2 separate regions of the Homo sapiens genome follow, and region 1 is linked to region 2. The links are chromatin loops, found by intact Hi-C in ENCODE. Cell type or tissue: PC-3. All regions are shown on one strand. Each heading gives the region's core, and the rest is flanking DNA. Links, peaks and the distances in the headings are about the cores only.

Evidence for each region. A loop is a pair of places that touch in the nucleus more often than their neighbours do. Peaks named below come from ENCODE experiments on the same cell type or tissue, not always from the same donor. Only the 100,000 strongest peaks of a DNase experiment are listed, where the experiment ranks them.
Region 1: a loop joins it to region 2, with 4 times the contacts of the local background. A loop is called at or near these places in 18 of 110 quality-filtered maps.

Annotation. Positions count from the first base shown.
Region 1 is chr3:12,697,922-12,714,917 of GRCh38, reverse strand. No RefSeq gene overlaps it. Among named protein-coding and RNA genes, the nearest start is that of RAF1, 42 kb to the right of the region's middle. In PC-3, for the core only: CTCF peaks have their summits at 5,847 and 8,255 (motif pointing left); DNase peaks (open chromatin) are centred at 5,927, 7,307 and 8,257.
Region 2 is chr3:12,825,735-12,834,362 of GRCh38, reverse strand. CAND2 (cullin associated and neddylation dissociated 2 (putative)) reads right to left here. Exons shown (of 15, transcript NM_001162499.2): 13 at 6,759-6,923; 14 at 2,791-2,898; 15 at 1-608. The coding sequence ends at 381. Among named protein-coding and RNA genes, the nearest start is that of SNORA7A, 10 kb to the left of the region's middle. RefSeq lists an enhancer at 3,292-4,240. In PC-3, for the core only: CTCF peaks have their summits at 3,398, 3,604 and 3,880 (motif pointing right); DNase peaks (open chromatin) are centred at 3,922, 4,222, 4,722 and 5,402; H3K4me3 peaks cover 1,782 bases; H3K27ac peaks cover 3,349 bases.

The DNA.
Region 1 (16,996 bases), core at 4,994-12,993, 120 kb after region 2:
ACAACCTCTGCCTCCCAGGCTCAAGTGATTCTCCTGCCTCGGCCTCCTGAGTAGCTGGGATTACAGGCGTCCATCAGGTCTGCCCAGTCAATTTTTATATTTTTAGTAGAGATGGGGTTTCATCATGTTGGCGAGGCTGGTCTCAAACTCCTGACCTCAAATAATCCACCCACCTCGGCCTCCCAAAGTGCTAGGATTACAGGCGTGAGCCACTGCACCTGGCTTATAGAATCTAATATTTACCATACACCATGTAAGTACATCATCTCATTTAATCTTCAAAATTCATTTATTCATTCATTCAGCATATATTCTTTGAATGCTACTTTGTGCCACATATTTTAGGGACTCAGAGATGAGCGAGACATAGCAACCCTCTGAGGTAGATACTATTATTATTCAGATAATTATTATTCAGATAAATTATAAAATAATTATAATAATAAAATATACAAATATATATTATATATTATATAATTATTATTCAGATATTATTATTATTCAGATAAAGAAACTGAGATCCAGGCCAGGCATGGTGGCTCACATCTGTAATCCCAGCACTTTGGGGGGCCGAGGCAGGTGGATCGCTTGAGCTCAGGAGTTTGAGACCACCCAGGGCAACATGATGAAACCCCGTCTTTACTAACAATACAAAAAAATTTACCGGGTGTGGTGGTGCACACCTCTAGTCCCAGCTACTTGGGAGGCTGAGGCAGGAGAATCGCTTGAGCCCCAGAGGCAAAGATCGCAGTGAGTCGAGATCACGCCACTGCACTCCAGCTTGGGCTACAGAGTGCGGCTCCATCTCAAGAAAAAAAAAACAACTGAGATCCATGAGGTGACTTGCCTAAGGACACACAGAGAGCCATTCCTTGCACTGCTTCATTTGCACAAAGTTGATCCTCTGGCTCTCAACAGCCTCATGCTGCTTTGCTCCATATGGAAAGGGATATTTTAGTTTTGGGTGGCAACTTTTTTTCCTCTTTCTTTTTCCATTACAATTCTGGAAAAATTAAATGAGGAAACATCCTGGCATATAGTTTAGGAAATACAGTTTGTCTGAAAGCTGCCAGGAATAAAAACTAACACTTTCTCCACTGAGTTTTATCTCCCACTTTTTTTTTTTTTTTTTTTTTTTTTTTTTGAGACAGGGTCTCGCTGTGTCTCCCAGGCTGGAGTGCAGTGGTACGATCACAGCTCACTGCAGCCTTGACCTTCTGGGCTCAAGTGATCCTCCCACCTCAGCCTCCCAAGTAGCTGAGACTACAGGTATGTGCCATCATGCCTGGCTAATTTTTTTGTATGTTTTGTAGAAATGGGGTTTTGCTTTGTTGCCCAGGCTGGTCTCTAACTCCTGGGCTCAAACGATCCTCCCACCTCAGCCTTCCAAAGTGCTGAGATTACAGTCATAAGCCACTGTGCCCAGCATTATCTCCCACTTTTAATAAATTAGGCAGAATTGGCCCCTTTTGATCTGAAAATTAGACTTGTTAATAACATTTCTAACAAAAAACATGATGGAGTTTTATGGACATGTAGCAATTTAGTCATCTCTTTTTCAGTTTCCTAAATTAACTCTAATTACAATTATTGGCTGGGTAGCTTAGTGATTAAGTAAAAAGCTTGTGAGTCAAACAGATTTGACAAAAAAAAGTTTTACAATAAATATTTGTAAAACTCTCTAAACTTCAGTTTCTTTGTCTGTAAAATGCAGCTGAAACTACTTCTTCATTGAATTCTCTAGAAGATCTCAAAGATTCAGGGGTCGTGGTCACCATCTACCCCCCATTTAATTCACTAAACTGACTCCTGCAAGAATTGAATGGATCCTGGAGGATGATGGAGGACTACTGCAAACTCAGCCAAATAGTAATTGTGATATGGTTTGGCTGTGTCCCCACCCAAATCTCATTTTGAACTGTAGCTCCCATAATTCCCATGTGTTGTGGCAGGGACCTGGTGGGAGATTATTGAATCATGGGGGCGGTTCCCCCCATATTGTGCTCGTGGTAGTGAATAAGCCTCATGAAATCTGATGGTTTTATGAGGGGTTTTCCCTTTCACTTGACTCTCATTCTCTCTTGTCTGTCGCCATGTAAGATGTGACTTTTACCTTCCGCCATGATTGTGAGGCTTCCCCAGCCACATAGAACTGTGAGTAAAATCTTTTTTTCTTTATAAATTACCAAGTCTTAGGTATGTCTTTATCAGCAGCATGAAAACGGACTAATACAAGCCCCAACTGAAGTTGCTGTGTGGAGATGGTGTCTTCCTAGATCTGATTAACATTGCTTCAAGTCTGTGGTGTCCAACCATTGATTTGGCTTTCCCATCCCTAACAAGAAAAAGGACCAAAAATAGCTCAATATATGTGGGGACAGACAACAATATACATTTACAGTCTACCTCAAGGCTATGTTAAGTCTTGCCGTCTGTCATAACATGGTGTAAAGGGACTGGGCCATCTGGGCATCCTGCAAAACATCATATTGATCCAGTCTATGGGCGAGATAGTGTTAATAGGACTGGATGAACAGGACATGGCTCCAGAGAGTTGGAGATAAACCCTATAAGAATTCAATCCTGGCCAGACATGGTGGCTCACGCCTGTAATCCCAGCACTTTGGGAGGCTGAGGCAGGCGGATCACAAGGGCAGGAGATCGAGACCATCCTGGCTAACACAGTGAAACCCCGTCTCTACTAAAAAAATACAAAAAATCAGCCGGGCATGGTGGCGTGCACCTGTAGTCCCAGCTACTCGGGAGGCTGAGGCAGGAGAATGGTGTGAACCCGGGAGGCGGAGCTCACAGTAAGCTGAGATCGCGCCACTGCACTCTAGCCTGGTCGACAGAGCGAGACTCCATCTCAAAAAAAAAAAAAAGAAAAAAAAAGAATTTAATCCTAAGCAAATTAACACAGGAGCAGAAAATCAAATACCACATGTTCTTATAAGTGGGAGCTAAACATCAGGGGCTGATGGGAATAAAGACAGCAACACTAGACACTGGGGACTACTAGAGCGGGGAGGAGAGGAGAGGGGCAAGGATTGAAAAACTGTCGGATACTATGCTCAGTACCTGGGTGACTGGATCATTTGTATCCCAAATCTCAGCATCACAGCATCACGCAATGTATCCAGGTAACAAACCTGTACATGTACCCCTTGAATCTAAAAGTTGGAAAAAATAGCAAATAAACTAGGAAAAAAAAAAAGAATTAGAAGGACTCCAGAAGTTTAAGAGGCTCACCACATCATGAGGTTTTTAGGGATTCAATGGTCTGGGGCCTGCTAGGACATCCTCTCCAAGGCAAAGGACAAGTAATTACACCTTGTTCCTCCTTAAGAAGATAGCAACACTCTGCTGGGCGCAGTGGCTCATGCCTGTAATCCCAGCACTCTGGGAGGCCAAGGTGGGTGGATCACCTGAGGTTAGGAGTTCAAGACCAGCCTGGCCATCATGAAACCCCGTCTCTACTAAAAATACAAAAAATAAATTAAAAAATTTAAAAAAAATAAGCTGGGCCTGGTGGTGCACGCCTGTAATCCCAGCTACTCAGGAAGCTGAGGCAAGAGAATCACTTGAACCCGGGAGGCGGAGGTTGCAGTGAGCCGAGATCATGCCATTGCACTCCAGCCTGGGCTACAAGAGTGAAACTCCGTCTCAAAAAAAAAAAAAAAAAGAAGAAGACAGCAACACTTTGTAGACTTCTGCAGCATATTTTACTTTATTTATTTATTTATTTTTGAAATGGTGTTTCACTCTTTTTGCCCAGGCTGGAGTACAATGACGTGATCTCGGCTCACTGCAACCTCCGCCTCCCAGGTTCAAGTGATTCTCCTGCCTCAGCCTCCTGAGTGGCTGGGACTACAGGCACTTGCCACCACACCCAGATAATTTTGTATTTTTAGTAGAGATAGGGTTTCACCACATTTGCCAGGCTGTTCTCAAACTCCTGACCTCAGGTGATCCACCTGCCTCGGCCTCCCAAAGCACTGATATTACAGGTGTGAGCCACCGTGCCCGGCCTGTGGCGTATTTTATACTTTGGAATACTGCTCCAACCCATTTTCTTAGGAACATGGAAGGCTGACAACTTTGAACAGATCTCAAGGCAGAAAAGAGCTCTCTGGCACAGTCAGGCTGTAGTACAAGCAGCTCAGCCTCTGGGGCCACATAACCTGGAAGAACCTGGGCTATTAGAGGTATCTGTGGTGGGAAGAGATGCCATATATTTATGGCAAGCCCCAATGAGAGAATCACCACGTAGATCCCTCAAGTTCCAGAGCAAAGCCATTCAGTCTGCAGCAGAGAATTATTGCCATTTGACAAATTACCTGTGGGTGGCCCTCGTAGAGATAGAGGGCTTGACCATTGGACATTAAGTGACCCTTGCAGCCAGAACTGTCCATCCCAAGCTGGGATCTGTCAGAGCTACCAAATGACAAGGTCAGATGGGCTTGACAGCAATCCATAGTAAGGTGGAACATCTGGGATCAGGCACAAGCAGGGCCAGAGAGCACGAGTAAGCTGCACAAGATCCCCATGGTGGCCAAGACCCCCATGTCATCCCCCAGTGTGACACCTGCATGCCTCCTTCGGCTCACCCTGGCAGCTGCTTTTGGGCTCCCTTATGACCAGCCAGCAAACAGGAAAAAGGCCAAGCTTGATCCACAGGTGGGTGCATTCAGCATGGCAGTGCAAGTTGAAAACAGAGAACAACTGCACTGCAGCCTCACTCAGCAGGGACCCTTAAAGACACTAATGAGAAGGAATCTTCCCAACAGGCCGAACTTTGGGCAGTGCACATGCTCAACCACTTCGTGGCCAAGAGAAATAACCTGAGGTAAGTTACAGACATATGGGCAGTGGCAAAATTAGGAAGGATAAATATAGGAAGATTAGAGACAAGGAGGTCTGGGACACAGGGATGTGTGGACCCATGGGAACTGGCACAAAGTGTGAAAATCTTTGCATCTTATGCTCCTGTCCCCCAGACAGCATCTACCGTGGAGAAGTTACCATGTAACAAAATAGGCAGAGAGACTCAGTCCATTCAGCAGTCAGCCTCTGTCACTGGCCACCCCAGTTCTGGCACAATGGGTTTACAAATGGAGAAGCTATGTGGCGGGGTTAGAGGTTCTGCATTCACTAAGAATGCTCTAGCTACTGTCACTGTTGAATGTCCAATCTTCCAGCAACAAAGATTAACATAGAGCCCTCTTCATCCTTCATGTGATGTATGAGAAAAAATAATTAAAAAAAAAAAAACCTCAACATGACAACCATCCTTCAAGGAGCCCCATCAGCCCCTTGGTGGCAAGCTAGTTACATCAGACCTCTTCTACCTGGAAGGGGAAGCAATTCATGTTGACTGCAACTGACACATCTTTTGGGTGTGTGTTACATTTCCTGGCTACAACGCCTCGGCCGATCTAAGGACTTGCAAAGCACTGATCCACTAACATTTGGTCTCAGATAATATCACATTAGACCAAGAGTCTCAGATAACTCCCATTAGACCAAGAGACAGCAAAGGTGGTACAGCCTTGCTTATGACTGTGACATCCACTGGACTTACCACATACCACCTTGCCCAGAAGCAGCTGGCCTCAATGACCCTGGAGGACTTTGGTGCTGTTGCCTACATCCAAACAGTCAAACTGGGCCCCAGAGGAACAATAGACTGGGTCTTTCCCAGCCCCAAACTGGAAATATCATTTCACGTCTCCCTGTAGACCTGTAAAAGGCAGGCACTTGAGCTCTTAATTCTTTCCCATTTGAGTCCTTTCTCTCTTCCACACCTGCAATAAGTTCTGCCTGAAAGCTATTTTTGTACCACAGCACTCCCTGGAGTATGGTTCACCCAGTGCTGCTTCCCACAGGAGTCGCTGATCTGCCTTGAGGCTTTCTTGGTCAGTGCCTGGCAAGGCTCCAGCCCCACTGGACCAAAGATTCTGTCATCCCTTCCCCTTCCCAACTCTGAGCAGATCCACGCCAGCTTTCTAGAGTCATGGGCAAGGAATTCTGGCAGAAGGCAGACTAACGTTCAACTTCTATTCTTCTCCCAGGTGCATTTTTAACTCTTTTCTATCCAACAGTGTCTGGAAAATTCTATCTCCAAAAGACATGATCAGCAGAATGCAGATGAATGTCTCCTCTCAGTAACAATCACCTTCCTATTGTCTCCTAGCTGGATTTGGCTTTCCCTAGAGGTTGCAGTGATGTCATGTTGGAGGGGACTACAGCACTTAGGCCACCCTAGAGTGGGCTGTAAGGCCCCTACGGCTCTGGATGCCTTGACTTGTTCTCTGCTAAGACCGTGTTCTCATGGGCAGCAAGCGGGATTGCAGGTGAGGGAAATAGTCAGGAGCCTGAAAACCTTCCTTTCTCCCTCCCAAGACCCTTCCTTTAACTGCTTTGTGGCTGCTGCTGTGATTTGAGTTGATAGATTAAAGAATTTCTATATTAAAGATGTTTGGCAAGTCTAAAAATTTAAAAAGCACTTTAGTGGCCGGGTGCAGTGGCTCACACCTGTAATCCCAGCACTTTGGGAGACCAAGGCAGGCAGATCACTCGAGCCCAGGAGTTCAAGACCAGCCTGGGCAACATGGTGAAACCCCGTCTCTACTAAAAATACAAAAAGCTACTACAGGTGAAGTAACACACACCTGTGGTCCCACCTACTTGGGAGGCTGAGGCACAGGAATCATTTGAACCTGGGAGGCAGAGGTTGCAGTGAGCCAAGATCATGCCACTGCACTCCAGCAAGAGTGAGACTCTGTCGCCCCCAAAAAATTAATAAAATAAAATAAAATAAATAAAAAGCACTTTAGTTAGAAAAAAAGAAATGCAGCCAAGGCATCAATCTGGAAATGACACTGCAAGGATACAGCACCATCCCCCAGGATGCAGTATTCACCCTGAATCAACAGCCATTTATGAGTTGTTGATTAAGAGCTCAAGTGCCTGCTCTTTGCAGGCCTGTAGAGAGACATCAGATGGTATTTCCAGGTTGGGGCTGGGGCTGTCTTGTCGAAGTAGAATAAATGGATCTGGGAATCCGGGGGTGGAAGTATGAGTGGCTGCTCTCACTGTACTCCCAGTGAGCTGCTGGGAGAAATCAGTCCTTTCATCTGTACAGCTCTAGGCTCTATAGGTCTAGAAGTCCTCATTCCCAGCAGGAGGATGCTTCCCCCAGGAGGCCAATAAAATTTGTCTTATCAAACCAGCTGCCACCTGGTCACTTCAGGCTCCTTACACCAACAGACCAGCAGGCAAAAAAAGGAGTCATGTTCTTGGCAGGTTAAATGATCACCAGGAGGAGGCAGGGCTGCTGTTGCACAACAGGATGGGGAGGGACTCATCTAACACTCCAGCAGATCTATTGCGGTGATTCTTGGTTCTTCTCTGACCAACTTTGATGGTTAATAGACAGATGCGGCAACCATGACCTGAGACAAGCATGGTGACCATGGTCTCAAACCTCTCAGGGCCATCTCACTAGGTAAGCCACCTAGACCAGCAGAGACGCTGGCCGAGGGTGAGGGGATCTAGAATGCACAGGAGAGGAGGGAGAAGAAGACTATCAGCTGTGCCCTGAGACCAGCTGCAGCGTGACAGCTGCCATTCATTCCACTAACCTTCTCAAACTTCCCCAGAAAAAGAGATGAAAAAAGAAAAGAAAATGGCCAGGTGTAATGGCTCACACCTGTTATCCTAACACTTTTGGAGGCAAAGATGGGAGGATTACTTGAACTCAGGAGTTTTCAACCAGCCTGGACAATATAGCAAGATCCTGTCTCTATAAAAATTAGCCGGGTATGGTGGTGCACACCTGTAGTCCCAGCTACTTGGGAGGCTGAGGTGGGAGAATCACTTGAGCCCAGGAGGTCGAGGTTGCAGTGAGCCATGGTTGCCACTGCAACTCCAGCCTGGGCAAAAGAGTGAGACCTTATTAGAAAGGAAAAGAAAGGGGAAAGGGAAAAGAAAGAAAAAAGGAGAGAAAGAAAAGAGGGAGAAAGAAAAGAGAGAGAAAAAAGAGAAATAAAAAGAAAGAAAGAAAGGGGAAGAAAAAGAAGGAAAGAAAGAGAAAAAGAGATGAAGCAGAATCCTGGAGAAGCTGTTCTCAGATGGGTTTAGCTTATTTTATGAAGCAGGGGGATCCATGTGGTGCAGGACTGTAGTGGATGCTGTGATGTGTTAGATCTCCCTCTTCAGGACCAAGGCACTCACTCACTTCCCAGGTGGCAGGAGAGCCCTCTAGTGGAAAAGGTTGCAACCACTCTTTGGGTGCAGTTCCAGCCAATGACTGATCAACAGAGGAGTATAAAGGCATGATGCCCTTCTGTCAGTTCAGGACAACTGTGAAGGGCCATCCCAGTTTCAGAGCTCCCAGTGACAGAGGTCTCTGTTACAACTCTAGCACAGTTCATCCTCTCCCTATGGGAAATCCTGATTCCTCACTACCTCATAGGTGCTATTTCTAAGGGCATTCCCCATAAAACCTCTGCATGCCAACACCCTCCTCAGTTTCTCAGGAAACCTGGCTTAACACACTATGCACATCCTCAACCACACTAGTTAATGTCAAACTGTTCCCAAGATGGTTATATCAACTTGCATTCCTACCAACAGCACCTGAGAGTTCCACTTGCTTAATACCCCTGCCAAATTCTAGTATCATTAGGTTTTTTATTTTTAGCCAATTTAGTGGGCGTAAAATGAAAGCTCATTGTGGTTTTAATTCACATTTCTCTGGTGACTATTGAGGTTTGGCCCCTTTTCAAGGGTTTGTTGGCCATCTGGATTCCCTCTTTGGAAATAGCCCCAGCTCTTCTGCTGGCCCCATTTTATGGGCTCACTCATTTCATGCTGCCTAATAAGGGAGTGAGTGCTCACTTTAGTGAGCCCCAGAAAACTGGAATGGCTTTCCTGAAGGCCACCAACCTCGATGGATCCTTTGGTCCTATCTGTCTGTCTGTCTGTCTGTCTATTTATTTTTGAGACAGGGTCTTACCATGTTGCTGGTCTCGAACTCCTGGGCTCCAGTGATCCCCCTGCCTCAGCCTCCCAAAGTGTTGGGATTACAGGTGTGAGCCACTGCACCTGGCCCTCAGTTCTCTTCTGACTTGACCTCTGAGCAGTGTAAGATGTCATTGACTGCTCTCTTCTATCATCCTCTTTTCATGTCTTCCCTGACATTGCACAATCCTCATTTTTTATCCTACCTCTCTGGTTGTCCCTTCTCTGTCTCCTTTGCAGGCTTGACTGTTAAATGCTTGGGTTCCTCAGAGCTCAGTCCTTGGCCCTCTTCTTATCTCACCCCGGCCTTTCGCTCTGGGCAACTTCACCCTCAGCTACAGTTCCCAGCTTTGTACGCTGACGGTTCTCACATTCCTCTCCTTTGACACTTCCATGTGAATGTCCCAAAGCCTCTCAACCTCTATATATCCAGAATAGAAATCAAGCCTTTCCCCCCAAAACATGGTTGTTGTCTAGCCATCCCTGTTTCAGCAAAGGTCTCACAATCCTTCCAATTCCGAATGTCACAAACCCAGGAATCCCTGTCTCTTACCCCATATCTAAGCCTTCAGGACCAGTGTTAGTTATCTTCAGTTCACCCCTCCAGATCCACTCCTCACCCTTCTCCATTCCACTCTCTGCTTCTGGAGGATGATTATAAGCACACTTTTCCTGGGCTTCTTGTTCTTTAATTTCTGATTGGATTTGGCCAATGGCATTTTAGCTGTTTACTGCTGTATAACAAACTATCCCAAAACTGAGTGGCTTTAAAATATCACCATTGACTGGGCACGGTTGCTCACACCTGTAATCTCAGCACTTGGGGAGGCCAAGGTGGGTGGATCACTTGAGGTCAGTAGTTCAAAACCAGCTTGGCCAACATGGTGAAACCCTGTCTCTACTAAAAATACAAAAATCAGGCCAGGTGCAGTGGCTCACACATGTAATCCTAGCACTTTGGGAGGCCAAGGCAGGCGGATCACGAGGTCAGGAGATCGAGACCATCCTGGCTAACACGTTGAAACCCCGTCTGTACTAAAAATACAAAAAATTAGCCAGGCGTGGCAGCGGGCACCTGTAGTCCCAGCTACAGGGGAGGCTGAGGCAGGAGAATGGTGTGAGCCCGGGTGGCAGAGATTGCAGTGAGCCGAGATTGAGCCACTGCACTCCAGTCTGGGCGACAGAGCAAGACTCTGTCTCAAAAAAAAAAAAAAAAAAAAAAAATTACAGGTGGCAGGCACCTGTAACCCAAGCTACTTGGGAGGCTGAGGCAGGAGAATTGCTTAAACCCAGGAGGCAGAGCTTTCAGTGAGCCAAGATCACACCACTGCTCTCCAGCCTGGATGAAAGAGTGAGACTCTGTCTCAAATCAAACAAACAACAACAACAACAACAAAAAACCACACACACTAAAAAATATACCACCATTGTATTCTCTTCTCATGACTCTGTGGGTTGACTCAGGTAATCTGAGGTCAGTTCTGCTCTACACGATATCATCCAGGGACTCAACTCTGCTAGAACATCCAAGATGGCATTCTCATGTCTGGCAGGTTGGTGGGGTGGCTAGAGGTGTGAACTCAGCCAGACCAGAAAGGCTGCACCTGTCTTTTTCCAGGTGGTTTCAGGGCTTCTCCCCTACCCAAGGCCTTTCCATGTGGTCTTATGAGCACAAGGTAAACAGGCTTCTTATATGGTCGCTCAGGGTCTTCCAAACAGCAAAGGCTGACACTAGCAGGCCACCTTAATTCTTAGGTCCAGAGCTGGCATGGCATCCATCACATCTGCTGCCTTCTGTTGGTTAAAGTAGGTCACAGAACCAGCCCAGATATGATGTGGGAGTGGACTGCACAAAGGCATGCACATAGGGAGGCATGAGTCATTGGGCCATCTTTGGAGACCAGTCACCATAGTCTACTACCTGGTCCCCAAAGCCTCTCTCACATGCAAAATGAACTTCCCTTTACCTCCCGTAACTCCCAGAGTCTCACCCCAATTCAGCCTCAGGCCTAGGCTTGAAGTCAAGTTACTCATCAACTAAATCTCAGCCAGTTGTTGCTGAGGCCTTTGGGTGTGGTTCCTCCTGCTCTGAAGACCTGTGAACTAAAGAGACAACAAGTTCTCTCCCCCTATAGACCCAACGTAGAATGGCAAAACAGGAACTCAGGCGCCACAATACACGCTCCCATTCAAAAACACGAGACCTAGGGTAGTCACAGGTCCGTGGCCATTCTGAAATTCCACGGGATACAATCCTCCCTGCTCCAAGGGTAGAAAACATTGATGAAAGCCCCGGGTCAGCTTCCTGGGAATGGTCCTCTTAGGCTCTTGGCTCCACCCTCTGAATCATCCTTCTTTTCCATAAGGTATGACCATGTTTGCTGGCTTCCTGCACTTAGGGAGCTGGGGCCACAAAGGCTACCTTTTGTTTTAAAATGACTCTGTTCCACCGGGCATGGTGGCTCACGCCTGTAATCCCAGCACTTTGGGAGGCCGAGGTAGGCGGATCATGAGGTCAGGAGTTTGAGACCAGCCTGACCAATATGGCGAAACCCCCATCTTTACTAAAAATACAAAAATTAGCCAGGCTTGATGGCATGCACCTGTAGTCCCAGCTATGCGGGAGGCTGAGGCAGAAGAATTGCTTGAACCTGGAAAGTGGAGGTTGCAGTGAGCAGAGATCCTGCTACTGCACTCCAGCCTGGGCAAGAGAGTGAGACTCTATCTCAAAAGAAAAAAAAAAGTCTCCATTCCTTTCAGTCAAGCAAGTACAATTAAAAATGTTGTGTTTCCTGTGTATCTGATTACAATCCACTGCATTAGACAAAAGCCACCCTTAGTTTCTTTCGGAGACAAGCCTTTTCTGCTTTGGACCCTGCATCTACTGCTGAGGAACAATGCCCTAAAGATTCTTAGAGGCCTTTTTATCTAGCTGAGAGGATCCACCTGGCAAATGCTTAAATCTTTCTGAAATATCAACAAAAGGGTCTTATAGCTGTGTCACTGATTTGGTCTTGACCCGGAGGCCACGTTTTACTAGAAGTTCCCTGGATTTGATCTTTAGCACCAGGTTTCTCCCCTACCTCCACATTTTTTTAACTTTTTTTTTTGAAACAGGATCTCACTCTGTCCCTGCCAGGCTGGAGTGAAATGGTGCAACTGAGGGCTCTCTGTAACCTCAAACTCCTGGCCTCAGGCGATCCTTCCACCTAGGCCTCTCAAACTGCTAGGATTACAGGCATGAGCCATCACATCTGGTCATCCCTTCAGGTTTTTGTTTTCTGGGAGAATTTTTACTGGGCTGTTAAGGTTAGGAACAAGAAACAGTTGTTTTTTCCAATCCAGCAAGTTTCTAGTGGGGCTAGAAACTTTTTCTTTAGGTTCTGCTTGGATCCTGAACAATTCCTTCTTCAATTCATCTGTCTATCCATACCTCCTGCTATGCAGTTAAAATGAACCAGTTGGCCGGGCGCAGTGGCTCACGCCTGTAATCCCAGCACTTTGATAGGCTAAGGTGGGCGGATCACCTGAGGTCACGAGTTCGAGACCAGCCTGACCAACGTGGCAAAACCCCATCTCTACTAAAAATACAAAATTAGCCGGGTGTGGTGGCGCATGCCTGTAATCCCAGCTACTCGGGAGGCTGACGCAGGAGAATTGCTTGAACCAGGGAGGCAGAGGTTGCGGTAAGCTGAGATCGCACCATTGCACTCCAGCCTGGGCAACAAGAGCAAAACTCTGTCTCAAAAAAACAAAAAACAAAAAACACGAACCAGTTGGTGCCATCAACATTCTGCATCAGCCAAATCAGCAAGTTCATGAGGTATGTTTTAGTGCCCACATTATCACAGGGAACAGTTTTACTAAATTATTCTGCCAGTGAATTAGTTGGGTCCCCTTTACTCAGCCTCCAATAACAATTTCCTCATTCAGCTGTCTTCACAGGGTTAACAAGAATTCTGGACAGAAATATAGTTATAATTAAGCATTAATCAGGCTGCACTTTGACCCACTTGAGATAGATAGGATCTCTGACATAAGAATCACAAAGCTTTTATTTAAGAATTGCTTAAGCAAGGTGGGGCGTGGTGGCGCATGCCTGTAATCCCAACTACTCGAGAGGCTGAGGCAGGAGAATTGCTTGAACCTGGGAGGTGGTGGTTACTGCGAGCCGAGATCACGCCATTGCATGCCAGCCTGGGCAACAAGAGCGAAACTCCATCTCAAAAAAAAAAAAAAAAAAAGAATTGCTTAAGCAGCCGGGCGTGGTGGCTCACGCCTATAATCCCAGGACTTTGGGAGGCCGAGGCAGGCAGATCACCTGAGGTCAGGAGTTCAAGACCAGCCTGGCCAACATGGTGAAACCCCATCTCTACTAAAAATACAAAAAATTAGCCTGGCGTGGTGGTGGGCGCCTGTAATCCCAGCTACTCGGGAGGCTGGGGCAGGAGAATCGCGTGAACCCAGGAGGCAGAGGTTGCAGTGAGCCGAGATGGTGCCATTGCACTCCAGCCTGGGTGACAGAGTGAGATTCTGTCTCAAAAAAAAAAAAAAAATTGCTCAAGCAGATCCTGACTTCCAGTGGAACAGCTGACACCAATCAGTTTGAAGACCCCCACGGAGGAACCAGACCAGTATGAAAACAGCTTCTTCATCTCCCTGTCCCATGACTTCTCCCTGCCCTCTTCCACCAATTGACAATCTCCACACTTTGGCCCACTCCAAACCCCTTAGAAACCCTATCCTTAAATTCCTTGGAGAGACAGATTTGAGGTTTCCTCTCATCTCCTCATTAGCCAGCCATGCAACTAAACCTCTTTCTCTGCTGCAACCAAGTGTCTCAGCATATTGATCTGCCCTGTGTCAGGCAAAGGCCCTATTACAGTTACGTTCACAGTCCTTCCATGTTCCAATAACAATCCCCTCGGGGCCTGTCTAGCCTCTGCCCACTGCTCTGTTTCTAAGCCAATGGCACATGTTTTTGGTGTTGATTATTGGAGCCCTCCTACTCTAAATAGCAATTCCTGTTTTTCTTATCCCCAAAGTTCAATGGCTTAAAACAATATCCATGCTTTACCTCTTGAGATTCTGCATTGACCAGGCTCAGCTCCACGTGCCATTGGCAGGAACAGCATTATCCAGGGGCTCACTTGGGCTGGACTGTCCAAAACAGCTCACGCACATGACTGGCACCTTGTTGGGGACAGCTCAAAGGCTGGGCTCAGCTAGGGCACTGGGACATCAGGCCTGTCTCTCGACCTGGCTTCTCCATATGATCTCTTCTGTGATCTCTTCAACAGGGTAGGAAGACCTAGGACAAGTTCTGTAAATGCTCTGTCCCTAGGTGTTCCCGTTCCTCAGCTGTTCCTGTTACCTCAAGAAGTCTCCGACTCTGTATCCTTCTAACAGGACAGACGTCTTAAAGATGGCTTAAAGCCACCATTTACTGACCACTTAGGAACTGCCTGTTCTGTCTGGTGCCAAGCCCTGTGCTAGAGACTTGACATGTATTTTCTTCCTTAGGCCTCAAGGCTAACCCAGTTAGGTAGGTATTGCTCCCTCAATTTATGATGTCCAGTGACTTGCCCAACGTCATAAGCTGGACTGGAATCCAGTTCCATCTGACTCCACAGCCTTTGCCTTCTTCAGTCCACTGCCCATGCAGACCTCCAGGGTCAACTAGTGGGTCCTACCGCAAGGTCACTGTTGGCTGAGGAGCTTATGGACTTTTAGGTGTAACATACAGATGGTAAACTTAAAGTGCGTTTATTTTCCACATACATCTCAGAGATGTTTACATCTTGCAAACCCCTGCAACAACCACTAATACTAAGATTTAGAACACCTCCAGCCCCCTGACAAGCTTGCTCGTGACTCTCTCCCATCCGTATACCTCTGACTTCTACCATCAGCAATTAGTTTTGCAAATTCTTGTCCTGGCCTTAGTGTGAAGAGACAGACCTGGAATCACACAGTTCACCACTAATTCCTAGTCGTGTGACCTTGGCCAAGTTAAGAACTTCTCTGATCCTCAGTGTTTATCTGCAAAATTGGCACAAATAACCCCTACTTCACAGACAGTACATCTTCTGGCACTTGGGTGCTGACCAGGGTGAAAGGCATGGATTCAGTAAAAGTTGGCCCCTTTTCCTTTTTCCTTTCTTCAGCCAATTATTCATGTTCCTGAAAAAAAATGTGCTACTCAGAGCGAAAGACGACTTCAGGAGGAGCATTGGCTCTCCACTTTAGCTACACATCAAAATCACATGGGGGCTGGGCATGGTGGCTCACGCCTGTAATTCCAGCACTTCAGGAGGCTGAGGCCAGCGGATCACTTGAGGCCAGGAGTGTGAGACCAGCCTGGCCAACATGGCAAAACCCAGTCTCTACTAAAAATATAAAAATTAGCTGGGTGTGGTGGTGAGCCTCTGTAATCCCAGCTACTCAGGAAACTGAGGCAGGAGAGTCGCTGGAACCTGGGAGGCAGAGGTTGCGGTGAGCTGAGATTGTGCCACTGCACTCCAGCCTTGGCCACAGAGCGAGACTCTGTCACACACACACACACACACACACACACACACAAAATCACATGGGAAAATTTTTTGATATAACAATGCCCAGTCCCTACCCACAGAGGTTCTGATTTAATTCATCTAGGTTAGTCAGCAGGCATTATTATTTTTCCAAAAGTGTCCAGGTGATTCCAATGTGTAGCCAGTGTTAGAATCACTGTGCTAAGTAAGGAATTGCCTATGTGTTCATTTGAGAAGCTGAAAAGAGGGATATGGTGACCAACCATCCCAGTTTGCCCAGGACTGTGCTAGTTTTAGCAGTGAAAGTCCTGCATCCCACAAAATCCCTTAGTCCTGGGCAAACTGGCACGGTTGGCCACCCATCAGGGAGCTCATATGCCAATGTTTGATATGTGTTACTTAAATTTAGGATTTCCTTTCCATTCAAGTTGAGGTTTAAGTCAAACTACTTTTGAACTTAGGGAATAAACACTAGAAAGCTGCTAGTATACCCAGCTCATCTGGGGCATGTCAGCACAAAGTTTGAAATGCACAGAGAAAGCTATCAGCTCTGCAGTCCCATCACAAAAAGTAGAAGAGACTGAGGTCAGGAGAGAAGGAGTTCATTTGCCACAGGCCTTAACCCTCCCAAGTCTTGACAGCTGGGGTTGCTTTGCCAACTCCCACTCCTGCCGGGCCCTTGGTGGCTTTCCCTGTATCTCCTTGCCTTTCCTTGTCACCAAGGAAGTACTTCTCAAACTTTAATGTGCATGAGAATCATTGCAGGGTCCTATAAAAGGCAGTTTCTGATCCAGCAAGTCGGAGGGCAGCCTGAGATTGTGCTTTATTTTTTTGAGACAGAGTCTCGCTCTGGAGCCCAGGTTGGAGTGCAGTGGCACTATCTCAGCTCACTGCAGCCTCCGCCTCCCGGGTTTAAGCGATTCTCCTACCTCAGCCTCCCGAGTAGCTGGAACTACAGGCACGTGCCATCATGCCAGGCTAATTTTTATGTGTTTAGTAGAGGCAAAGTTTCACCGTGTTGGCCAGGCTGGCATCAAACTCCTGGCCTCAAGTGATCCTCCCATCTTGGCCTCTCAAAGTGTTGGGATTATAGGCGTGAGCCACCACGCCTGGCTGAGATTGCGCATTTCTTTTCTTTTCTTTTTTTTTTCGCGACAGAGTCTCGCTTTGTCGTCCAGGCTGGAGTGCAGTGGCGCTATCTCGGCTCGCTGCAAGCTCTGCCTCCCGGGTTCACGCCGTTCTCCTGCCTCAGCCTCCCGAGTAGCTGGGACAACAGGCGCCCGCCACCACGCCCGGCTAATTTTTTGTATTTTCAGTAGACACGGGGTTTCACCGTGTTAGCCAGGATGGTCTCAATCTCCTGACCTCGTGATCCGCCGGCCTCGGCCGCCCAAAGTGTGGAGATTACAGGCAGGAGCCACCGCGCCTGGCCGAGATAG
Region 2 (8,628 bases), core at 202-8,201:
CTCCTGATCTTTTACAGCTGACAGCACAGCCTATTTCTAAATACTACTAGTTTGTGAGGCAGAGACACCCTCTGAAGGAACCAGACAGACTATGGAGGGGTACAGTGTGAAGTCACTGGAAAACTTCCTCACCCTATTTCTTTGGATGACTGTCCTGAGTTAAGGAAGGGGCCCAACTGTTGGCAGCCTCACAGCTTGGGCTGGGGGCCTTTGAGTTGGGTCCCTGGAGAAGGCACTGTAAGCCCTGACCAGGAGCGACAGGGCCCCCAGTGAGATGGTGGAAGGGCAAAAGTAGAGACCTGCGATGGTGGGATGGGGAGGCCTCGGACTTGGGTGGGCTCCTTTCTCTTAAGCGAGGGCCCACCTTGGTGCTGAGGGGACTAGCTGAGCTCCATTGAGTCTGTGCTGGGGGCTGAAGCGGAATCCTTCTGGATGCTTTCAAAGAGGGCAGCAAGTTCAGGGTTGGATCTGATTTGGGAAGAGAAGTCGGCCATGATGGGGCTTTTCCCCACCTCGGGGATGGTCAGCAGGGCAGCCACTGCCCTCATTGCAGAGCGCTTCAGTTCATCTTGCTTTTCAAACTCCTGCTTCACAGAACCAGCTTTGACCTAAAGTAGGAAACAGCAGAAGCAGCCATCCTTTATTGAGCCTGGCCCACACCACTGCCTCCTCACTGGTCTTTGGCTTCCTCTCTGCCCCATCATCTTCCCCAACATAAATCCCTGCTGCGAGGTCTCCTGAGGCTTCTGTCTCACCAGCTATTTCCTAACTCCACCTCTGGGCTTTTGCACTGGCTAGTTTCCCCACAGAGGTTCTTTGCCATTCAAATCAGCTTGAGTACAGCCTGAGGGGCCTCTGAGCAGCCAATCTGAAGTGCTCGCTTTTTGTTAATTGACAGTGGCAAGTACTGTGTTCCCATACTTACCTCCTACAGACTGCAGGGATCCAGCCTATATTTGCTGTGCTTAAAACCAGCTCTTAGCACCATATGACTAGACTGAATGAATGGATCACTGCGATGGTCTTCTAGCAGCCTCCTCCCCATACTCAAGTCCCTGCCCCGCAATCAGTTTTGCAGATGCAGCCGGAGTGTAAGCACCCCAAACTACCTCCTGCAGTTTCTGTTTCCTCTTCCCCCACCATCTCCTACCTAGGCAGAGGAGCTCAGTAATTCCTCCACTGCTTATGGACTAAAGTTCAAGTTCCTTATTATGCTGGGCTCTTCCTAAAGAATTCAATGCAGTGGGTAACAGCTTGGCATTGGAGTTGCAGAGTCCTGTGTTCAAATGGCTCTGCCCCCAAGAGCTGTGACTTCAGGTAACTACATCTTTGAGCCTCATTTCCCCATCTATAAGTAAGAGCTGCCTCGTCGTAAGAGTTGCCAAGAGGATTAAACGACACAAGTCCACACTCCCTTCTCTGAAACCCCTGGAGCCAGATGTGCTTTGGAATCCAAGACATTTTGGGTTTTAGAAAGGTAATACTGTGCAGATAACATTCCCGAGGGGTTTTGTACAATACCCTGTAATCAAATACATGAATACTCTACTACATGTATGAGTAATGTGAGTAGTACAGGTGTCCCTCAGTATCCATGGGAGTTTGGTTCCAGGATCCCAGGGGATGCCAAAATCCTCAGATGATCAAGTCCCTTATATAAAAGTGGTACATTGGTAAGAATTAAAGATCATAGCCTCATGCCACTTCAAGTCAAGTTGTGTGACAAACAGGTTCCTAAAAAGCTTTTGGTTGTCAGAGCTTGGTAGATTTCAGGGTCATGGGTAAGGACTGTGGGTGTGGATTTACCCATGCTCATCCCAATGCCCAACAGACAGCATCCTCCGCGTGGCCAGATGAGTGGCTCTTGTGGAAACTCAGGGCAGAGCTTCTCTTGCCACCTCGGCTTTACTGCAAGAATGTTCTGGCACTGCAGTGCCATATATACCTCCCTCTTAAGAACTGGGACTTTTCTTGGTGCCATAGAGCTCAGAGAAAACCAGAAATGAGAGACTGTCAAAACTGGCCTGGCCCTGTAGAAGTGTTTTTTTGGATGGACTCAATAATAAGCATATGTTAAAAATGTAAACTTACAAGGCAGGTTTCTATGAATAAACTACCAATTTTAGTGTTTTATCCACAGAAGATTTCATTTTTGAAAATCACCACTTTATGGGTATCTCTCCTCTTTAAGTGCCAACCTAAAACACTGCTCTCCTTTTGGTAATGATTCCCATCCTTAAAAAACCCAAATGTATTCTTTCATTCAACAGGTATTTACTAGGTACCACGTAGGTGCGCCAGGCTCTGCTCCCAACGCCAGCTTTCCATGAGGGCTTGCACCCCACATCCCTCCTCCAGACCCTTCAGGCACTCCAGTCTAGCAGCAGCTTTGTCCTAGACCAGTCATCTGACCCAGCTTCCCAACAAGGAGGTGAGAGATTGACAGTAGGGAACCTATCAGGCTCAATGTTACATCTTTAGTATCTCCCACGAGGCTCAGCACCCAGGAAGTGTTTAATGAATGGAAGGAGAGACAGAGGTGGGTCTGAATCCAGCTCTGCAATTTACTAGCTGTGTAGCCTTGGCCAATAACAACTTCTCAAAGCCTCTGTTCCCCTGTGTATACAATGATAATAAGAGGTACTTTATAGGGCAATGACAATGATTAAATGAAGCACTTTCACAACATCACCTGCACTGCAGGAAGTGCTCAGTAAGGGTAACTGAACGACTGGCCGAGGACTCCATAGGTGCTCCAGGGCCTGGGCTAGGGCTGGGCCAGGGACTTACCTTGGCAGTGCAGGTGGCCCTTAGTGGCTCAATGAGTCGGTCCACCCTCTGCAGGACAGGTGCAGGACACAGGGTGGCCAGCCGGGCAACCATGATGAAGGTCAGCATCTGCCCAGAGGAAGGAGATGGTTCTTAGTGAAATGGTGCAGGAGCAAGAGCAGCAGCCAGCCCTGGGAAAGAGCAGAGGCCCCACAACTGAAACCTGAAGCCCAAGTTCAGACCACCGTGAAGTCCTGCCAGAGTCTCTCCCTCTCTGGGTCTGTTTCCTCAAATGGTGACACTTTCTTTGCCAACTACACTTGGATGACCCAAGGAGGATCAGAAAAGCACCAGGGAGGGAGTCGTTCTCAAGCTCAGATGCCCACCAGTCAGGCAGATGCTGGGGATGAGTGAAGGGGGCTGCTGGGGCAGCTCTGGCTGAGTGTGGCCAGGTGGGAGTGCAAACATGTAGCTTGGGGCCACTGGATTGTTTTCAAAAGAAATCCCAATTTTCATGTAAAAAAAAAGTCTCGATTTTTAAATGTTGACACCTGATTTCAAAACCAAACAAAAACTTTTAACAACAACTAAACATGGCTGCAGGCCTAGATTCAGCCTGTAGGGGAATAATTGTCCTGTCTTTTGAAAATAGTCAAGTCCTCACAAAGAAGCCTTGCACACCATAAAGACTGGTTGTCTGAAATCCCCACGCCCTACCCATCTCCACACCCTGACCCCTAAGCCCCACAGCAAAGGAGGAGGCCCAGCCCACGGCAGCAAGGAGCAGCGGTGCTGGACTTCAGGAGCTATGACTCTTGGCTACTCCATGACCCTGTGCCCTAGAACTAGACAAGATTCCGTCTCCCCTGTGAACTGGGCGGTGTTCACTCCCTCTCTAAAGGCTCACTTGAAGACTTGATGACGCAAAGCTGTGGGCTCTATAGCTGTAACACCCACCCTCCTCACCCCAGGGGGTGGCAGCAGAGTGGACTCCAAGGCTGCACTGGTGCCTAGGCCCTGTCCTGCGCTCCTGGAGGGCAGGCATGAGAGGATATGGCCAGACTGGATGGAAGAAACAGACTTGCTCGATCCTGGAGAAAAATCCCCACAAGGTGGAGCTTTGGGCTGGCCCAGAACTCCTCACTCTGTGTCCTGGGGTCAGTAGCCCCACAAGATGCCTAATACCAGGCACACCCAGATGATGGAAGCTGAGTACACCCCTCCCGTCTGGAGCCTCCCGGAACCCTGTGGTGGAAAGTCCTGTTCAGCTTTGTGCGCCCCATCATTTTCCACTAGTTTGCATGGCATACACTGGAAAACCCAACCCCCTTTCTCAACCAAGATCTTGGGGCTGGAATCCCAGAGAACTTATGTTGTTTCTTCTTTTCTCTTTCTTGGGGGTTGGCAGGAAGCAAGAGTTTAAAGCAATAATAAAGCCGAGGGGGAGACAGGCAGACAGGAAGTGCAGGAAGGAGCGTCCCAGGAACTCCAAGTCTGGAGTGGTCAGAGGCACGCCCGCTGCAGGAGGTGCAGCCTCACCACGCGCATCGGATGCTTTAGCAGGAACATGCACTCCACCCTAGAAGCCCACCGATCACACCGTGGGTCACAGTAATGCACCAGGGTGTTCACAGCAGCATTGTCTGTAATTGTGAAAATGTGCAAATAACATACATGTGTAGCAGTGAGTGCAACAGAAATGGGAACTCCTGCAGCTGTTGACAGGACTGATATATATTGAAAAGCAAAGCAAACAACATACAGTAAATGTAAGTTAAAAGGCTGGGGAAAAAAACAGCATGTGTGTGATCCCATTTCTAGAAAACAGGTCTCATAAACTCATCTCCACAGCTTTGAGAACAGGGACCCCACCTCTCACATTGACCTTGGCGTGTTGGCACTCACTTAATACTGGCTGACTAATGAATGAGGGTCTATGTGCATCATCCCAAGAAACACACTGAGACAGCAGGCCTCTCTGGGTGTGGAGAAGCTTTTGGGTGATTATTACTTGCTTCTTTATTTGCTTTCATCTTGTGTAAATCTTTTAAAACAAGTATGGGTTACTTTTGATTACTTTGTATTAATTTTTCCTTATAAAAAGTGACTCACGCTTACAGTACATATTTTTTAAAGTTGTAATATGGGGCCGGGCGTGGTGGCTCATGCCTGTAATCCCAACACTTTGGGAGGCCGAGGTGGGTGGGTCACCTGAGGTCAGGAGTTCAAGACCAGCCTAGCCAACATGGCGAAACCCTGTCTCTACTAAAACATATAAAAATTAGCCGAGCGTGGTGGTGCACATCTGTAATCCCAGCTACTCAAGAGGCCGAGGCAGGAGAATCACTTGAACCCGGGAGGCGGAGGTTGCAGTGAGCCAAGATTGCACCAATGCACTCCAGCCTGGGCCATAAAGTGAGACTCCATCTCAAACAAATAAATAAAAACTTAAAAATAAAGTTGTAGTATAGCAGTTCCTTAAGACATTAAACACAGAATTGCCGTATGATCCAGCAATTTCACTTCTGGGTAAAGTGAAGAGAACTGAAGGCAGGATTCCAAAGGATATCGGAACACCTAGGTTCACAGTCGCATTACTCATAATAGCCAGAAGCTGGGAACACCCAAATATTTGTCCAGCGATGGATGAATGGGTAAACAAACTGGTGGTCTGTACATACAACACTGGGAAATTCTGACATGCTGCAACATGGATGAACCTTGAGGACATCAGACTAAGTGAAACAAGTTGGTCACAAAAGGACAAATACTGTATGATTCCACTTACAAGGGCAGAAACCTAGAGTAGTCAAATTCATAGAGTGTTGAATGGGTGCAGTTTTCAGTTTGGGAAGGAGAAAAGAGTTCTGAGATGGACAGTGGTGACGGCTGCACCGCAATGTGAATGTGCTTACTGCCACTGTGCTGTGCACTTTAAAATAGTGAAGATGGAGCCTGGCGCAGTGGCTCACACCTGTAATCCCAGCACTTTGGGAGGCCAGGGCAGGCAGATTACTTGAGGTCAGGAGTTCGAGACCAGCCTGGCCAATATGGTGAAACCCCGTCTCTACTAAAAATACAAAAAAAATTTAGCTGAGTGTGGTGGTGGGCACCTGTAGTCCCAGCTACTTGGGAGGCTGAGGCAGGAGAATCGCTTGAACCTGGGAGGCAGAGGTTGCAGTCAGCTGAGATCAAGCCACTGCACTCCAGCCTGAGTGACAGTGCAAGACCCTGTCTCAAAAAAAAAAAAAAAAAAACACTTCACCTGCAGATAGTAAGTTACTGAAGATAGTAACTTGTATTATTAATATTTCGCCACAATTAAATGATTTCTATCATATATGTGAATAAACTTTAACATTTAAAAAAATGATATAGAAAGATATAAATTGAAGAAACCGACGTCTCCACCAGCCCCAGACTCACTCTGTCTGTTAAGAAAATGGTCCTAACTTCTGGAACTAGCTCTTGCCACTCAACATTGGGGCTTGGAGCTCTTTCAGGTCACAACACGAAGAGATGCAGCTCGCTCCTCAATGCTGCTAGTATTCCACAGCTGAAAGTGCCCTGCAGGGTCAAAAATTTCGTCTGGGAATTTTTTTTTTTTTTTTGAGACAGGGTCTCGCTTTGTCGTCCAGGTTGGAGTGCAGTGGTGTGATCATGTTTCACTGCAGCCTCAACCTCCTGGGCTCAAGCCATCCTCCTGCCTCAGCCTCCCAAAGTGCTGGGATTACAGGCATAAGCCACCACACCTGGACAATTTTTTTTTTCTGGTTGCTGTGAAACCATCCTCCAAAGAGCCTGCCCAGTGTAGACTCCCACCAAAGGTGTTTGAGACACAGGTTCCTTTTCTTATCAGAAAACAACAATGCAGCTATTTTCATTGGGTGCCTGGAGTAGGGAGCAAGGACAAACAAGCATGGCCCCAATGGTGCCCGACTATCCCTTGGTACAGGGGCACATAGATCTGGCAGGGGGCTTGGTCTTACCCGGATGTCGTAGTGGTCCTTCAGCCCGTCCTCCACATGGTTCAGGAACTCACAGATATCCAGCTGGCCCAGGCAGCTCTCAAGCAGTGAATACATGCATTCAAAGGCCGCCTTCCGCACGTCCAGCCCATCGTCCACTGTATGTTTAAAGGGCCCCATCTCCACCTGCAGGAGGGATGAAGGTTGGTGATATGGCCCCAGGGTGTAAGGACACCTCTTCTAGCTTCTGCTACAAACCCCACATCTCTATTCCACAATCCATGCCAGCCCCAAATCGTGCCTTATACTCTCAAGTCTCCATGCCTTTGCTCAGCCTGCAGTGTCATTTCCCCCAAGTGATAACAGTGGCAATAAGAACAATTATTCTTATAATCTACTGAGCAGGCACTGTCTGAGTGGCAGGCACTGTGCTGACTGCTTGACTGATGACGTTTCATTCAAGCATCACAAATGCCATCAGAAGTAAATGTTACTGGCCAGGCACAGTGGTTCACGCCTATAATCCCAGCACTTTGGGAGGCCAAGGCGGGCGGATCATGAAGTCAGGAGATTGAGGCCATCCTGGCTAACATGGCGAAACTTCACCTCTACTAAAAATACAAAAAAATTAGCCGGGCATGGTGGCACGTGCCTGTAGTCCCAGCTACTTGGGTGGCTGAGGCAGGAGAATTGCTTGAACCAGGGAGGTGGAGGTTGCAGTGAGCTGAGATCGCGCCACTGCACTCCAGCCTGGGTGACAGAGCGAGACTCCATCTCAAAAAAAAAAAAAAAAAAGTAAATGTTACTGATCCCATTTAATGACAGATGAGGAAACTGAGTTGGGCAGGTTAATTAACTGAGCTGGACAGGTTAAGGATACACTGCTTGTAAGTGGCTGAACTGGAATTTAAAACCCAGGTAGGTTGGGCATGATGGCTGTCCTCCCAGCACTTTGAGAGGCCGAGGCAGGAGGAATTTGAGACGTCTGGGCAACATGGCAAAACCGCATCTCTACAAAAAAATACAAAATATTAGCTAGGTGTGGTGGTACACGCCTGTAGTCCCAGCTACTCAGGAGGCTGAGGTGGGAGGATCGCTTGAGCCCAGGAGGTCGAGGCTGCAGTGAGCTGTGATTGTGCCACTGCACTCCAGCCTAGGTGACACAGCAAGATCCTGTCTCAAAAAAAAACAACAAAAAAGACACCCAGGTCTTTCTGAAGCTTTCAACCATGAAGCCCTGTTTTAATGGTAAACACCTTTTCACCCTTCAAAGCCCAGCTTAAAGGGCCTCAATGCTGCTAGTATTCCACAGCTCAAACTTACTAAATCACCTTTAACCTCTGCCCCCGAATCCTTCCTTTACCAGGTGGGCTCTAAGTGAAACGCAGCTGCTCCTTGGTGTATGATGGGATTACATCACAATAGGTCCATTGTAAGTTGGCTTCCAGAAGCAATCCCATCATAAGGTGAGGAGCCTGCTGAACGCTACTGCTTTTGCACCATTGTAAAGTTGAACCATTGTAAGGCGGGGGCTGTCTGTAATCAGCAGAGTTGGCATCTCTGTCCTTTAGGGGGCCACGATGAACTCCTTGGTGGCAGAAACCCAGTCAGGCCCAACTCTGAGTCCTGGCACTTGGGCGCAGTGCAGATGTTCAGTGAACACCTGTCAAACATCAACATTTACTGAGCGCTGGCTGTGTGCCTGCGGTGGTTCTGAACACTTACAGGACCTCACTCACCAAATTGTTGCAGCAACCCTATGACGCAGACACAATTAGCACCCTCATGTGCTCACGAGGAGAAACTGAGGCTCAGAGAGGATCAGGTTGCCCTGGCTGGGGTCCCACAGCTCGGAGTCAGGGCAGGACTTGACCCAGGCCATGTGGCCCCG